3 separate regions of the Homo sapiens genome follow, and regions 1 and 3 are each linked to region 2. A link is a contact called in ENCODE Hi-C data. All regions are on one chromosome and are shown on one strand. Each heading gives the region's core, a stretch centred on a gene start or an enhancer-like site at or near the end of the contact. The rest is flanking DNA. Distances are from core to core; before and after follow the strand shown.

What was found. Hi-C counts contacts between places; a loop is a spot of excess contacts on that map. Pooled maps may share reads with other maps.
Region 1: a map with no recorded cell type shows a loop between it and region 2 (3-fold over the local background). The contact joins two enhancer-like sites. A Hi-C loop is called at or near these places in 5 of 168 maps with a recorded cell type or tissue (Caco-2, PC-3, endothelial cell of umbilical vein and 2 more), 2 of 37 single-sample maps with no recorded cell type and 4 of 50 pooled maps.
Region 3: a map of Right ventricle myocardium inferior shows a loop between it and region 2 (2.4-fold over the local background). The contact joins the promoter of LINC01080 here to the enhancer-like site in region 2. A Hi-C loop is called at or near these places in 3 of 168 maps with a recorded cell type or tissue (GM12878, Right ventricle myocardium inferior and left cardiac atrium) and 5 of 50 pooled maps.

What each region holds. Positions count from the first base shown.
Region 1 is chr13:79,974,063-79,976,858 of GRCh38, reverse strand. No RefSeq gene overlaps it. Among named protein-coding and RNA genes, the nearest start is that of LINC01080, 36 kb to the left of the region's middle. Within about 2 kb of position 1,463, at least 2 of the 41 ENCODE cell types and tissues checked have a DNase peak (open chromatin) inside an H3K27ac peak, as active enhancers do.
Region 2 is chr13:79,778,548-79,781,247 of GRCh38, reverse strand. No RefSeq gene overlaps it. Among named protein-coding and RNA genes, the nearest start is that of LINC01038, 24 kb to the left of the region's middle. Within about 2 kb of position 1,272, at least 3 of the 41 ENCODE cell types and tissues checked have a DNase peak (open chromatin) inside an H3K27ac peak, as active enhancers do.
Region 3 is chr13:80,009,658-80,012,357 of GRCh38, reverse strand. It overlaps LINC01080 (long intergenic non-protein coding RNA 1080), which reads right to left and starts at 1,281. Exons shown (of 2, transcript NR_104138.1): 1 at 1,105-1,281.

The DNA.
Region 1 (2,796 bases), core at 214-2,713, 200 kb before region 2:
CCCCACTCTCTTCTGGCTTGTAGGGTTTCTGCTGAGAGATCTGCTATTAGTCTGATGGGCTTCCTTTTGTGGGTAACCCAACCTTTATCTGGCTGCCCTTAACATTTTTTCCTTCATTTCAACCTTGGTGAATCTGACTATTATGTGTCTTGGGTTGCTCTTCTTGAGGAATATCTTTATGGTGCTCTCTGTATTTCCTGAATTTGAATGTTGGCCTGCTTGCTAGGTTGGGGTAGTTCTCCTACATAATATTTTAAAGTGGTTTCTAACTTGGTTCCATTCTCCCCACCACTTTCAGGTACACCAATCAAATATAGATTTGGTCTTTCCACATAGTCCCATATTTCTTGGAGGCTTTGTTCATTTCTTTTCACTCTTTTTTTCTCTAATCTTGTCTTCTTGCTTTATTTCATCAATTTGATCTTTAATCACTGATATCCTTTCTTCTGCTTGATCAAATTGGCTATTAAAGCTTGTGTATTTTTCATGAAATTCTTGTGCTGTGTTTTTCAGCTTCATCAGGTCATTTATGTTCTTCTCTACACTGGTTAGCCATTCATCTAACCTTTTTTCAACGTTTTTAGTTTCCTTGCAGTGGGTTAGAATATGCTCTTTTAGCTTGGAGAAGTTTGTTATTACACACCTTCTGAAGCCTACTTCTGTCAGCTAGTCAAACTCATTCTCCATCCTGTTTTGTTCCCTTGCTGGTGAGGAGTTGTGATCCTTTGGAAGAGAAGGTACATTCTGGTTTTTGGAATTTTCAGCCTTTCTGCTCTGGTTTCTCCCCATCTTTGTAGTTTTTTTCTACCTTTGGTCTTTGATGTTGGTGACCTATGAATGGAGTTTTGGCATGAATGTCCTTTTTGTTGATGTTGATGCTATTCCTGTTTGTTAGTTTTTGTTCTAACAGTCGGGCCCCTCAGCTGCAGGTCTGTTGGAGTTTGCTGGAGGTCCATTCCAGATAATGTTTGACTGAGTATCTCCAGCAGAGACTGCAGAAAAGTAAGTATTGCTGCCTGATCCTTCCTCTGGAAGCTTCGTCCCAGAGGGGCAGCTGCCAGATGCCACCCAGAGCTCTCCTGTATGAGGTTTCTGTCGGCCCCTACTGGGAGGCAACACGGGGGTCAGGGACCCATTTGAGGAGGCATCCTGTCCATTATCAGAGCTCAAACACCATGCTGTGAGAACCACTGCTCCCTTCAGAGCTGTGAGGCAGGGATGTTTAAGTCTAGAAGTTGTGCCCACAGTCGCCCCTTCCCCCAGGTGCTCTGACCCAGGGAGATGAGGGTTTTATCTATAAGTCCCTGACTGGGCTGTTGCCTTTTGTTCAGATATGCCCTGCCCACAGAGGTGGAATCGAGAGAGACAGTTGGCCTTGCTGAGCTGCCGTGGGCACCACCCAGTTTGAGCTTCCCAGCAGCTTTGTTTACACTGTGAGTATAAAACTGCCTACTCAAGCCTCAGCAATGGTGGACACCCCTCCCCCCACCAAGCTCCAGCATTCCAGGTGGATCTCAGATTGCTGTACTAGCAGCGAGAATTACAAGCTAATGGATCTTAGCTTGCTGGGCTCCGTGGGCATGGGACCTGCCAAGCCAGGCACTGGAGGGAATCTCCTGGTCTGCCAGTTGTGAAGACTGTGGGAAAAGTGCAGTATTTGGGTAGGTGTGTACCCTTCCTCCCAGTATAGTCTCTCATGGCTTCCCTTGGCTAGAAAAGGGAAATCCCCTGACCCTTGTGCTTCCTGGGTCAGGTGATGCCCAGCCCTGCTTTGGCTTGCCCTCTGTGGGCTGCACCCACTGTCCAACCAGTCCCAGTGAGATGAACCAGGTAACTCAGTTGGAAATGCAGAAATCACCCTTCTTCTGCATCAATCTCACTGAGAGCTGCAGACCGGAGCTGTTCCTATTCGGCCATCTTGGAAGAGTCCTTGGGGCTTCTTTTTTCAGATGGCTGACTAGCCTAGGAGCATAAGATGTCACTTCTCCTCAAAAAGAAGACCACAGCTACTGGTGAATGGACATGGCTTGAACGGAAAACTAAGGGAAGAGAGCCGGAACCTGTTGGAGTCCTGATGGAAAGAAGCTGGGGTGCAGAAAAGAAAAGCAGAAAGAATCTGGCAGAGAATAACCCCCTGAGGAACTCGAAGCCCCACAGAAAGGGTAGGTCGCAGTGTGTCTCTGCTCCCTTCACCCCTACAACCACCTGTTGACTCCTAAACTGTTAGGGTAACCCCCTGCCCTGATAACCCTGGATAACACTGTTGGCAGCAACTTAAGAACTTCCCAGGGACACAGAACCAGGTGGTCACCTCACACAAGCATAACTGCACTCCCCTAAGGCCAGAAAGGAGAAGTCAGGCACCATACTGGTAGGCCACTGCCCTGCCCAGGCAATCTCTTCTCCTGAGTCACTGCACCACCAGATCCCTCACAAACCTACCCCACAGCCTTCTCTGACTGTGGCAAAATACAGGGGACCAGCAGGTCACTGGGAGGTACAGGACACCTGGAGATCTTACCCTCAATGGGGGTCACCCCTAAGTGAGAGGGGTGTGCAGCTCACCAAAGCTCCCCTTGGGACAAAAAAAAAATATGGATGCAGTGCTAATCATGCCATTCACTGAAAAGGGCAGCACCAGATGCCAGGAATAGACATGGAAAATTGTCATCTCCTCACTGCCTCCCCTCACTGTTGCCAAAGCAATAGAGGTTCTCTCTCCTGGGGGCAGGTGAATGTGTATTTGGAGAATGCACTTTTTGTGCTTTTGTCAATAGCTTCACCCCTGTTAAAAGT
Region 2 (2,700 bases), core at 23-2,522:
CTATATAATATGTATATATATATAATATAATATATATATATGGGGCTGGGGTTAAGAAAGATATATATTATTACTAAATAATCCAGAAATACTCAAGAAAAGTGCCATAGTTGATTTCCATGAAGTCTGAATTTCCATTAGATTTAATGGAGGTGACTCTGGGGTATGTTATATTTATATCCCATAATTTAAGTAGCACCCCAGGGATATGTATCTTTATAGCACCCCAGGATGAGATTACAATGGATGAGAAATAAAAAAGGGAGAGTAAGGTCTGGAAAAGGTCCTTGGTTGGAATCTATAGACAGTGTCTTCTCTCCCCTTGCTCTGTACCTAGCCACTTCACTTCTCTATGCAAGTTTGGGAAGAGCCTGTCACATCACAGTAGAGATCTAAAGGGGTTCTGTCCAGAAAAACTATGCTAAAATATGACAACTCATATCTACTTAAAGGGCATTGGCAAATGGTTGGTCTTTGAAAACTTCATCTCTTTACGCCTTCACCCCAAGTTCTGAACATCTCCAAGTCGCTTCTGAGTCTTGTTTTTCCAGCAGGGAGGAGGTGACAGCAGCAGTCTGACTCATCTGGAACCACTGTCTCTTCCCTGGCACCCAGAAATGTGCCTGTCTTCTTAATAGTATCCAATAGCATAATATGGTAAAAAAATGGGCATCCACCAGGAGCCTATAGCACTTCCTCCCACTGAGGGTCAAACACAGACACACATCTCTGAGCCTTCTAAGCAGCTCAGACCTGCACTCTTGCCTGTGTTCCTCTGCCTTTGAATTCACTGGATCTTAGTAGTGACTTAGTAGTTACTCAGTAGTTACCAAAACAGTGCAAAACCATCGCAGTTTCTATGTAAAACAAAACAGAAACCTCATTCTCCGGAGCACACGTGCACTTAACCTAAGTTTGGCATTTGATAGACTTTTCTGCATTTTGTTCTTTTCTGCCTCTCCTACATGGGCTCTCATATCTTTTGTCTTTTTTTTCTTTTTTTTTCTGAAAAGGTTTTGACTTAAAACTGAAAATATTCTAAGTGACAAGTAAGTAGCCCCTTCTCAAATAGAACCTGCAATAACATGCCTGGATTACATTAAGGAATGCTGGAGGGGATCCCAAAAACCAGTGTTTGAACAGTCAACCTGACAAAATCCTAGGACACCATTGAAAGAGCTCCTGTTACCTAACTGACTTAGAGCTGATCAGTGTAATCCTCATGATAATGCATTGTCTGACTCCAGGAACCTGTTGCAATAGCCAGCGGGAGGAGGAGGAACAGAGAGCCCTCTGGGAGTGTCCAAACCTCTGCCACAGTAATGAGACATGAACTGCCTTTTCCTCTGGCTCTGCTTTTGAGCAATGTGGACCAAGAAGTTTCAAAGAGTGAGATAACTTAGATTTATTAAGGAAAGTAAGCTGAACATGGAGACAAAAACAGAGAAAACCACAGAAAGAGACCAATAGCTAATGCCCAAATCCCAGGAAGCAGAGCAGTGAGAGTGAATTTCTTGGCAGGAAAACCAGATTGGTCTAGAAAGAAGTTTTGGGAAAATGTTTGAATCAGTCTCAACAGAATGAAAATGTTTCTAAATGAGCCCTTTGACTGGTTTTCTCTTGGACAAGGTGAAGACCAAATGAAGGAAGGATGAAGGTGGGATGTTTAAGTCTTTTAAAGATAACAAACTTTCCTGTGGCTAGTTAGCCCATTTCTGAGAGTTTATCTCAAGATTCTTCAAAGCATAAGAATGCAAGAGTAGACTTGCACTGGGTCTGTCACCTCCCAAATCTAGGTTGAATGAGGAGGTAGCACAATTCCTGTCTCAGCACCAAAAACTTAGTACCAACAACTGTGACTTTTGTCAAATCTCCTTCCAACTCAGTAAAAAATTCCCCACTATTTGTGATCAACAGTTTTTAAAAATAACACTTCTGTTGTGGCTTCTTTTTTGAAACTGTTTACTCAGAAAGAAAGGTACATATATTTACACTCTGACTGTACTTCATTTCAGGCGATACCGTCCATGAAAAGGAGAGTTGACATAGAATGCCACTCTTGTTTACATCCTATGTCTTATCATGCAGATAAGACTCAGAAAAAATAGACGGTACTAGAAGGTAGGAGAGGGAGAGAGAGAAGTGAACAATTAGAAGGTATAGTTTATGGCCTCTACATAATTTTGAGAGAGTTTTTATGTTAATTGGACAGCAAGGTAGAAAATAATCTTTAGTGGCATGAATAGCAAGATGGTCCTGTTGACTATCAGCATAAGCTATGGTTAGATTACTATTTCTTATCTCTTGTTCAAAGCTCTACATCAAAGGACTATTATCAACTGTTCAAGTGGACAGCAAAGCCTTGCAATGCCTTAGAGCACTCAAGAGTGAGAAAAATTCTAAAGCATTCATTCTTGGGGTAAAGGTAGGCTTTTTATGTATTGAAGAGAAGAGAAAATGGCTGTTATTCTAGTCATGGTACGAAAGCACTGACAAGATAATAGGAACAGAATAAGTCTCTGGTAAATTAAGGTGCTTAATGAGAAATTAGAATACCAGAGTGTTTGTGTGAAACTGGAGCTTAATTCTAAACTGGAGGAAAGTTAGAGATTGTATCACAGCAAAACCGTTAAATTTGTTCCACTAATTTTCTTAGTGATTCATTCATTCAACAAGTACTTATTGAGAAACTATTACATA
Region 3 (2,700 bases), core at 32-2,531, 230 kb before region 2:
TGAAATGTCTGCCAAGTCAGGTTATCTCTCTAAGCTTTAGTGTCCTATCTTTTTTTTTTTTTTTTAAAAAGGACATTGATAGGAATTCCTCATAGATTTATTGCAAAGAAAAATGATATAATGCATGTACAGCACTTGGCACAAGGCCTGGCACTGAGCAAATCTTCAAAGACAATTGGCTGCTTTTAAAAAACTATTTTAGTATAGAAAGAGGAGGAGGGAAAAAAAGGCAGAGGAGGAAGTGAAGGAAGGAGAGCAGAGGAGCGGAGGAATGGGAGGAGATCCAGGAAGGCTGTTGGTTGTCGTCCAGGAGATATGCCCCTGAATAGCTCAGGGTTCCTGAGCAAAGCTCAGCACATTAGCAAAGAGTAAACCGGGGAGTAAACAGAATGTGCCAAGCCTCATACAGAGACTTGAGCTGATACTGAGAGGGAAAGCAAGGACAACACATCCATTTAAAGCTCTGAAATAAATCATGCTGCAAAATGCCTGGGAAACCTCCAATACACCCTGGAGCCTGAAGCACAAGTTAGGCAGCCATCAAGGGGAATTCAGATAATAACTCATGAACCCTGGGGTACTTCCCAGAGCACCATACCCTTCATCCAGGGGAGGGACAATCCGGGGAACTGTGGGATATTGTCCTCAGTTTGTTCTGGGAATCTGAATGAGACCCACTTTGCAGAGGAGTAATCACTGAGAAAAGGGAAGTAACAGCTCTGGGAAAATTAGATAACATCTTGAGGAGGTCCAATAGAATGGGAAAAAGACAAACACATAAACAAAAACTGTATGCAGTGGTGCAAGATATAAGAGAAATATATACCAGATATATAGGGAGCCTAGAGAGGACCATGATAAGTTCTGCTTGGGCGGAGACAGGATAGGCTTGGGAGACTCTCCAACTCTGAAGCCAGACTTTAGAGCATAAGTTCACCAGGATGAGAGTAGAAGGCAGGTACATTCTACGTCTGTTTTGTGAAGTGTCCTTATGTGCCATATGTATTGCTAAATCAGTTTTTAAAAATATCTTGTTCACTGTGTAATGGGTCACAATAATTACATGATCTTACATATAATATATTTATGCAAGTATCAACTTACTGTATACGGAATACTCCCATGTCTTCTTTAATTCTTATGATAGGACAGGAAGATAGGTCTGGTTGTCCCTAATTTCGCAAAATGAGGACAGAGTCTCAGAGGATGTTGAGCTGCATGCCCAGCGTTGCTGCAGTTTGACTGAGACCAGCTGCCTTGGTATTCATTCATATTCAGCAAACATGCACTGAGTCCCTACTCTACTGCCAGGCGCTCTGCTAGATGCTGGGAATACAAAGACAATGCTCAAATGAATTCACAGAAAGGAGGGGGAAACAAATATATAAACAGAATTAAAATACAATGAAGTAAAACCTATTATATGGATGTGCATGTGATTGCTACTGAGAATATGCACAGATGAGCATAGGAAGAGCTACACAGAACAGGTGCCACTGAACGACATCTAGAAGGATGAGTAGGTGTTTAGGGGGTAGAAAAGAGAAAGGCTGTTCCAGGCATGAACACTGCACGTGCAAAGCCGGAGAAACACAAGAGAGCATTACGCGGGGCCAAACTGTGAGAAGTTCAGGAAGGATTGTCCTGGGTTGCTGATGAAAGACCTAGCAGCCAGATCAAAAACAGTCTTTGTGGCTGTGCTCTGGAGTTTGAATTTTCATGCTGTAAGTGGCTGGGATCCACTGGAGGATTTTAATTGTGTGAGTGACAAGATCAGATTTGTTATTCAGAAAGCACACTCTGGCACAGTTCAGTGGGTGGAATGGAAAGTGGTTACCCTGGAGACAGGCAGACCCATTAGGAAGCTATGACAATAATCCAGGAGAGAGAAAATGAGGATAGTGGTTGGAAGAACGGGCAGATTCAATGACTTTCTGGAAGTAGAACTGATGGTCAGGAGAGATTCATTGGGTATAAATGCTGAACAAGAGGAAGAATCAACAGCGATGGCAGGTTTCTGGCTGGGATTTCTAGGTGGATAAGTAAATCATTAACCAAGATGTAGAATACCAAAGAGTTAGCAGGTTGGAGTAGAATATTATAAATACATATGGGAGAAGTTGAATTTTAGGTGTCTCTGGAACCTCTAGGTGAGGATATTATGCACAGTTAATATATTTAGAATTCAGAAGAAAGATTGACTAAAGGTATAGATTTAAGAGTAATCATCAAATAGTTTGTTGTTGAGGTTTTGGCAATCTCCAAAACTACAGGATCTGGGTACCACTGCTTCTACTCAATTCATTTGAACCATCTCTGAAGTAAGTACTAGCTCAAGCTTTGTTCCAAAGTACAAATTAGCATAGCAGCTCAGTAAACAATGTCTCTGAGCTTCTGGAAAGAAAGATGTTCAGTCACCATAAGGCCCAGAATTAATGAAAAGTCAAAGAAATAATAGCTCTATTCTCTAGTTGCTTTTGAACCTCAAATCACTCTTTGGCAACAAGGTAAGAATTTACAGAAACTGCTGAAAAGACCTTCTGGTAAATAGGACAGCAAAAAGAGTTTGTTTTTAATATTTGTTCTAAACCATGTATGTGGTCATGTTTTGAAACTGCTAGTTCACATACTTGACCTGAATTCCTTTCCTAACTGGAAAGTCAATTTTGATTTTGATTATAGGATATAATTCCTTGACAA